Linked DNA regions of Homo sapiens: region 1 is linked to region 2. The links are chromatin contacts, found by Hi-C or POLR2A ChIA-PET in ENCODE. All regions are on one chromosome and are shown on one strand. The core of a region is the stretch at or near the end of the contact, and the rest is flanking DNA. Distances in the headings are between cores, read along the strand shown. Region 1 holds the start of B3GALNT2 (beta-1,3-N-acetylgalactosaminyltransferase 2). Region 2 overlaps ARID4B (AT-rich interaction domain 4B).

Region 1 (3,689 bases), core at 961-3,460, 230 kb after region 2:
ACCTCAGGTGATCCACCCACCACGGCCTCCCAAAGTGTTGGGATTACAGGCGTGAGGCACCGCGCCGGGCCAGTCATGTTTAACTTAGATTATTAAAATATCGATGGTTGACAGCTGCAGCAAACCACCATGGCACACGTTTACCTATGTAACAAACTTGCACGTCCTGCACACGTATCCCGGAACTTAAAAAAAAATCCCATTTATTATCTGACCAGATACACAGTACTCATTCAAAGCCAAAGTTAATTAACATAACTAGTATTGATCTTCTTACCTACGTTATTACCCTGTTCCTTTCTATGGTCTACTTCTTCATTTCCTTAATCTAGCCTGGTCTAACTACTGGATGGCAGATAAAGGCATCATCCTTCAAGTGCAGTAAGGGAGTAGGAAAAACTTGTCTCAAACTAGAAAACTGCCTAGCAAGTCTACTAAGATTTCAGTTTGAAGTCTACTAACATTTCAGTTTTTGTTTGTTTTACTGAACCCTAAACAACCATTAAGGCCATAAACAGACTTAATGACGCTCTACAAGGAGATTCCAGCAGGGCTCACTCATAACAAAAGAGAGAAACCTGTAACACACAAGCAGCTGTTACAAAGCATTTTTTATATATGGCGTTCTCTTCTTAGTTCACTTCACAAAAACCTAAAAAACACTGAGCAAAACCCTGACCCCATCAACTGGTTAAGTGCATAGCAACACTGTACTTTCATTAAATCACTTAAATAGTGTTTAATTCTATTCAGGTCACACAAATCCTTTTCAAAGAGCTAGTGATCTAATAGGAAAAGAGATTGTTACCAAAATAACCTCAACATAATTTCATATAACTGAGACTGTTTTGAGGATTGCCGAATACTTTCTACTTATAAGGCATAGAGTGCTGAACTGCAAACACTCAATTCTAATTTTAAGAACTTTTGGATTAGAAAACAGCTGTTTTGGGGAGAGATGGTAAGGGAAAAAAGTCCCAGTATAGTTACAAAATTAAGTATTACATAATATTTAAAAGAGCTTTCTAGGTTTCTTTCATGTTCTAGGGCAAGCCCTTAAAGAAGAAGACAAGAGATACAGGGAAAGCTAAAGTAGTGTTCAGGGTGGTGGAACCCACTAACAAAACAATCCGCTGGGCACCGTAAGTAAAGCATTCTATTAGGCTGTGACGCGAAACAAGAACAAAGGTTTCATTCCTACGAGAGATTAAGTTTTAGAGCAAATGGACACGATCGTTAAAGAATTTGATATTTCCATGTAAACTGCATTAGCAGGTTATGCGATCCAAACTCACAGGAACAACTCCAACTCTCGGCCATGCCCTATTTCATGTCTAGATTTGTTTAACCGACTTACATCATAATCCAAGAATACGAACTACAGTATATTCTTACAGCAAAGTTATTCCTTAAAAGCAAAACCGAGCCACCTTTGAAAACACGCACACACATTATCCACGGCACTAAAACCCCAGTCTTGACCGAGAAAGACCAACAACTTGGGGGGGAAGAAAACAACTTCAGAGCCAGAGCTCCCAAAGCAGAAAGCGCTGGCGGCTGAAGGGCACACGAGGTTCCGCTCCCGGGCGAACGGGCGGCGTCGGACATCACTAACCAGGCCTGGGGACAGGCGAAGGACTTGCAACTGCGGGCGCCGGCTCTGCGGGCGTTAAGGGAAACGGGGAAGTGAGAAGAGGCGGGGACACGAAAAGAGAAAAGCTCCCTCAAGTTTGCCCGATGTTAACGCTCCAAGGATGAAAAGAGCCGTTTGTTTCGTCTGGGGACCGTCGCGTTTGGCCCTTCCCCCGCCTCCAACAATTCCCGGCGAAGCCCCGCGGCACCAAGCCGGGCCTCCCACCCCCCCGGCGGCCGCCAACCCGCCCGGCCCCAGGACCTCACCTGCAGGGCCGGCCCCGGAGGCGCAGGCGGGCGGCGGGGAGCGCAGCCGCAGCCAGAGGTGCAGCGCGGCCCCGAGCACACACGGGCACAGCAGCACCAGCCAGTTTCGCATTGGCCGCCCCCGCCGCGAGCCGGGCTCTCCCGCGTCCCGGCGGAGAGGGAGGGGACCTGCAAGTGCGGAGACTGAGGGGCGGCGGCTGACGAGCGACCACTCCGAGCACGCCCGCCCTCGCGCTCGGCGACGTCTGGGGGGCTCCTCGCAGCTCCCGGCCCCGCTCCTCCGGTCCCTCAGACCGCGGGTGGCCGCGGCTTAGCCGGCCGAAGCCCCGCCCCCTCCGCCTGGCCTTCCCACCGGCTCCGCCCACCTTTTCTCCCACTCGCCCCGCCCTCTCCTCCCGCGTTTCCACACGCGCCAGCCAGCCGGCCGGGAGCTGAAGTCCCGCTCTGGGCCCAGGCAGGGGGCGCCCGCGGTTTAGAAACCACATTTCCCATGAGCCTAAGCACGCGCTTCCGTCACTCGGCGGCCGCGGGGGCGAAGGGCGAGGCCCCACACAGAGCATGCGCATCCCCCTTGACGTTTGCTGCCACCCCACGGCCCAGGGGAGGTAGTGCCGGAGACCCGGTGCTCGGAGGCTGCCCGGAGCCGCGAAGGGAAATGCGCTTTGCCTCAGATTTGAAGGAAATCCGAGTGGCTCTTGTGTGAAATCACGCAGAGCTCCTTTGTTCCGCGTGCTCTCTTGCTCGACTGCTGTGGGAGGTGGGATCCTGCTGACGTCTCCTTGGCCCGTAGAGTGGGGCGAGGAAGCCCGAGTGTCCGCGCCTGGAGCGGTGACTCATCAGGGATTAGCTCTGGTGCCGTGGGTTCCCGGCTCTTTGCCCGGTTCTGTGCTCTGGGAACGCAGGGTGACAGACAGCGAGCTGGGGACTAGGCTGTGGAACACGATGATGACGAGCCAATCAGGGTAGAACTGCACGTGCTCCGGGTTCATACTGGAGCTGGGAGCGAAACGGGAGCCGGGCGAGCTGGGAGAACGTGGGCTCCGGGGACCTGGGGAAGGGTGGCCGCAGCGAGCCTTCCAGGGAGAACGCCGGCCCCGCGTCTTGAGGCTTTGCCCCGGGTGGGAGCCCTCCTGGCCCACCAGGCCCGCGCCGAGGCAGCCGGAAAGCGGGGACGGGGCGGTGAAGGCACTGGGGTGAGGATGGGAGAGAAGGATGAGAACGAGCGGCTGGGCTATGGGGCGGTTTTTGTTTCTGCTTTTGTTTTTGAGACGGAGTCTCACTCTGTCACCCAAGCTGTAGTGCAATGGCGCGATCTCGGCTCGCTGCAACCTCCGCCTCCTGGGTTCAAGCGATTCTCCTGCCTCAGCCTCCTGAGTGGCTGGGATTACAGGCGCCCGCCACTGCGCCCAGCTAATTTTTGTATTTTTTTTGTAGAGACGAGGTTTCGCCATGTTGGCCAGGCTGGTCTCCAGCTCCTGACCTCAGGTGATCCGCCCGCCTCGGCCTCCCAAAATGCTTGGATTACAGGCGTGAGCCACCGCGCTCGGCCGCGGTTTTTTTTTTTTTTTTTTTAAGTTTCCACAAGTGTGGAAACAGAAGGTGACTGTATTATTGAAAAAAAGTCTTGGATGACAGAAGACCCAACTCAAACAGGCTTAAGGGAAAAAAGTACTTTGGCTCGCCGTGGCTCATGCGTGTAATCCCAGCACTTTGGGAGGCCGAGGTGGGCGGATCACTTGAGGGCAGGAGTTCGAGACTAGCCTGGGTAACATGGTGAAACCCTGTCTCTA
Region 2 (3,798 bases), core at 329-2,828:
AGAAAAGATAAAGCTTTTCCTTATACTAAAATGTTAATAACTGTAACAGAACTGACAGAGAATCAGCGTTTGGCAACCATCATAAAGGTGGCTGATTCAGAGAGCTATCAAAAGATGCTAAGCTGACAGGTGGTTTGATGAACAGAATATTCACATCATCTTTGAATACTACTGAATTATTTTTAGTGGTGTAATTGTGCAACGTTTTGCACTGTAATATCAAAAGAGCAACTTTCTGTGGTATATCTGCCAAGAGTAACTGGAAATGAGAAAAAGTAGACAGACCGAAGTTGAAGTTATTCTGTTCTATTTATCAGGAATTACACACTGGAGTACAATGGGTGACAGAACATTGTGTTTTAAGCTTGCTCTTAAAAAGTTTGAACGTAATGATAATGAGTACATACATATGTACACATATATGTATACAATATATATGTGTATATATACACACATATATATACACACACATACAAATCTGTGTATATATCTCTCTCTGTGTATACACACACACAGAGAAAAAGATAAATTAGATATAGAGCAAATGACATCGAATGTTAACAACTGGCCAGTCTGGTGAAGGAGATTACATGAACTATTTATACAGCAAATTTGGAATTATTTGAAAATAAATTATTTTGTAAAGTAATATATATTTATTGGGCATTTGCATATTTTTCTATTAATTATCTATTTATATTATTTACCCATCTTTCTGAATTGCTCATTTTTGTTTTTGTTTTTTGTTTGTCTGTTTTTTTTGCTGGATTGTAAGAGTTACTGCATATTTTAAAACTCAACGCCAGCCGGGCGCGGTGCCTCACGCCTGTAATCCAAGCATTTTGGGAGGCCGAGGCGGACAGATCACAAGGTCAGGAGATCGAGACCATCTTGGCTAACACGGTGAAACCCCGTCTCTACTAAACATACAAAAAATTAGCCGGGCGTCATGACAGGCGCCTGTAGTCCCAGCCACTCAGGAGGCTGAGGCAGGAGAATGGTGTGAACCCAGGAGGTGGTGCTTGCAGTGAGCCGAGATCATGCCACTGGACTCCAGCCCGGGCGACAGAGAGAGACTCCGTCTCAAAAAAACAAAAAACAAAACAAAACAAAAAAACTCAACCCCTTCCCAAAACACGAAAATCTTTGGATGTTATCTATATTTCTTAATATTCTTCTTACAATTTTTTAAAGTTTATTTTTGGTTTTTTACATGGCCCCACTGTGTATCTTCTTAAAATTTAAGCTACTTTAGGAGACAAAACCTAAGCTACTTTAGGTTATAAGTAAATTTTAGATCCACATCTCATAAACCAGAGGGATATCTGCATAGTCACAAATATTAACAGAAGAGTATCTGCATATTCCTGGAAATTTAAGTAACTCCAAAGAAATATTCTAACTAGAATTTTCTGCCTCGGCAAACAGGCAAGAGAGAAATTGGGAGAGACATTATTAAAAGCCAACTATACTTAAGGCACTGTTCTAAGTATCAAAAAAGCAAAGGAGCTTTCTCATGTAACACAGCCAATCTACTCTGCCTTGAGAAGAGGTTATTTGTCATCTTGCTAGTGAGGTCACAATCATATTCAAATGCAAATGAATCTTCTTTGGAGTAACAGCACTCTCAGAACATAAACTTTCATGATCTGGAAATTAGAGGAGCCTAGTGGAGGATTCAGGCAGTTCAAAATTCAGAATACAAACAGAAACAGAAACTGGCATTGTTATGGTTTAATGTATCTGGGCATGTTAGTAATAACTACTGGCATGGATTAGAAGGCAATAAGTAGAACATTTTTTAGTATAACAAGTCACTAAAGACAGCATCTGGAGAACATTTAAAAGAGTTTGATTTAAAAAAAAAAATCCTTAAAATCCCTACTGGGCCAGTCCTGTAATCCCAGCACTTCGGGAGACCAAGGCAGGAGGATCACTTGAGCCCAGGAGTTTGAGACGAGCCTGGGCAACATAGCGAGACTTCATCTCTACAAATAATTTTGAAAAATAAGCCAGAAGAGGTGGTGAACACTTATGGTCCCAGCTACTAAGGAGGCTGAGGTGGGAGAACTGCTTGAGCCCAGGAGGTTGTGGCCGCAGTGACTATATCACTGCACTCCAGCCTGGATGACCAAGCTAAAAAAATGATAGGTCGGATGCCATGGCTCACACCTGTAATCACAACACTTTGGGAGGCTGAGACAGGCGGATCATCTGCAGTCAGGAGTTCGAGTCCAGCCTGGCCAACATGGTGAAACCCAGTCTCTACTAAAAATACAAAAATTAGCCAGGCATGGTGGTAGGCACCTGTAATCCCAGCTACTTGGGAGGCTGAGGCAGGAGTATCACTTGGACTCGGGAGGCGGAGATTGCAGTGAGCCGAGTTTGCACCACTGCACTCCAGCCTGGGCAACAAAAGTGAAACTCTGTTTCAAAAAAATAAAATAAAATAAATAATAATAATAATCCAGCCAGGCACGGTGGCTCACACCTGTAATCCCAACACTTTGGGAGGCCAAGGTGGGCAGATCACCTGAGGTAAGGAGTTTGAGACCAGCCTGACCAACATAGTGAAACCCTGTCTCTAATAAAAATAAAAAAAATTAGCTGGCCATGGTGGCAGGCACCTGTAATGCCAGCTACTCACGGGTTGAGTCACGAGAATCACTTAAACCCAGGAGGTGGAGGTTGCAGTGAGCCGAGATCACGCCACTGCACTCCAACCTGGGCAACAGAGCGAGACTCCATCTCAAAAAGTAATAATAATAATAAATAATAATAATAATCCCCACCAACCAAGTTTTTAATCGTGTTTCATATCCTCAAGAATATGATTTTGAAAGACGTCATCAACAAGAAACATCAATCTTTAATCACTTGAAAACCTATCAATTACTTGTCTAGTGACCAAAAGAAACGGACCCACACAACATGTATTAAACACTAAGTCACAAAATTCATTCTAGATTCAGAATATTACTGTAGTAAGCCCTTTGGTAACTTATGCTAAATACTCATTGATGTAACACTATATACTGACTTTCCTTTTCCCAAATATACCAACATTTTGCAAAAGTGACCATTTTATACCATATTTTAATGATTCCTATCTGTCCTCTAGACTGAGCTACTTAAGATAGAAATAGTGTCTTATTCACCTATGAATGCCCTGGTCCTAGAATAGCACCTACATATAGAAGAAATTCATGAGATAATTGTTAACACAAAAAAGATTAGACATTAGTTAAGCCCTGCTAAATGAGATTCCTCTTAAGTTGAATATTATTTATATTTCAAAAATACCTTATAATCAGAAGCGTCTTATATAAACAGGTGAAAAAGCATGAGCTATGGAATCAATATCTGAGATCAAACTTTAGGTTCATAACTTACTAGATCCATCATCCTTGGGAAAAATTATTTAACTTATCTGAGCATAGCTTCACATTTGTAAAGTGTAGTTTATCATACTAATAAAACATATGTTCACTTTTATATTATACATTTATTACATATTATAATTAAATATAAATTACATATTAAATACATACAATACCAATGTGGCCTATTACACATAAAATCACATGTAATAAGCACTCAATATAAATAAATGTCTATATTAATTTATTATTACCATTCTTTTTAAAGAAGATTTTGTACTTAACAATCAGATCACGTAGAAATTAGTGACAGAAGCAGTTCAAGAATAGGTATGAGCAGCTAAGCAGCTAAGCTTATGAGTACAGGACTACAGAGAAGAATGATAGGGGCATTGGTAGCAAATATCCACAAGTGGCA

Evidence for each region. Hi-C counts contacts between places; a loop is a spot of excess contacts on that map. ChIA-PET counts read pairs that join two places held with the same protein, here RNA polymerase II (POLR2A). Pooled maps may share reads with other maps.
Region 1: a map of ovary shows a loop between it and region 2 (8-fold over the local background). The contact joins the promoter of B3GALNT2 here to the enhancer-like site in region 2. A Hi-C loop is called at or near these places in 1 of 168 maps with a recorded cell type or tissue (ovary) and 4 of 50 pooled maps. POLR2A ChIA-PET finds 5 or more read pairs at or near these places in 4 of 52 experiments (CD8-positive, alpha-beta memory T cell, H1, MCF 10A and 1 more).

The regions. Positions count from the first base shown.
Region 1 is chr1:235,502,242-235,505,930 of GRCh38, forward strand. It overlaps B3GALNT2 (beta-1,3-N-acetylgalactosaminyltransferase 2), which reads right to left and starts at 2,211. Exons shown (of 12, transcript NM_152490.5): 1 at 1,900-2,211. The coding sequence starts at 2,011. RefSeq lists a silencer at 1,740-2,379 and enhancers at 2,313-2,989, 2,690-2,809.
Region 2 is chr1:235,269,198-235,272,995 of GRCh38, forward strand. All of the region lies in intron 2 of ARID4B (AT-rich interaction domain 4B), which reads right to left. Among named protein-coding and RNA genes, the nearest start is that of ARID4B, 57 kb to the right of the region's middle. RefSeq lists an enhancer at 2,260-2,848. Within about 2 kb of position 1,579, at least 2 of the 41 ENCODE cell types and tissues checked have a DNase peak (open chromatin) inside an H3K27ac peak, as active enhancers do.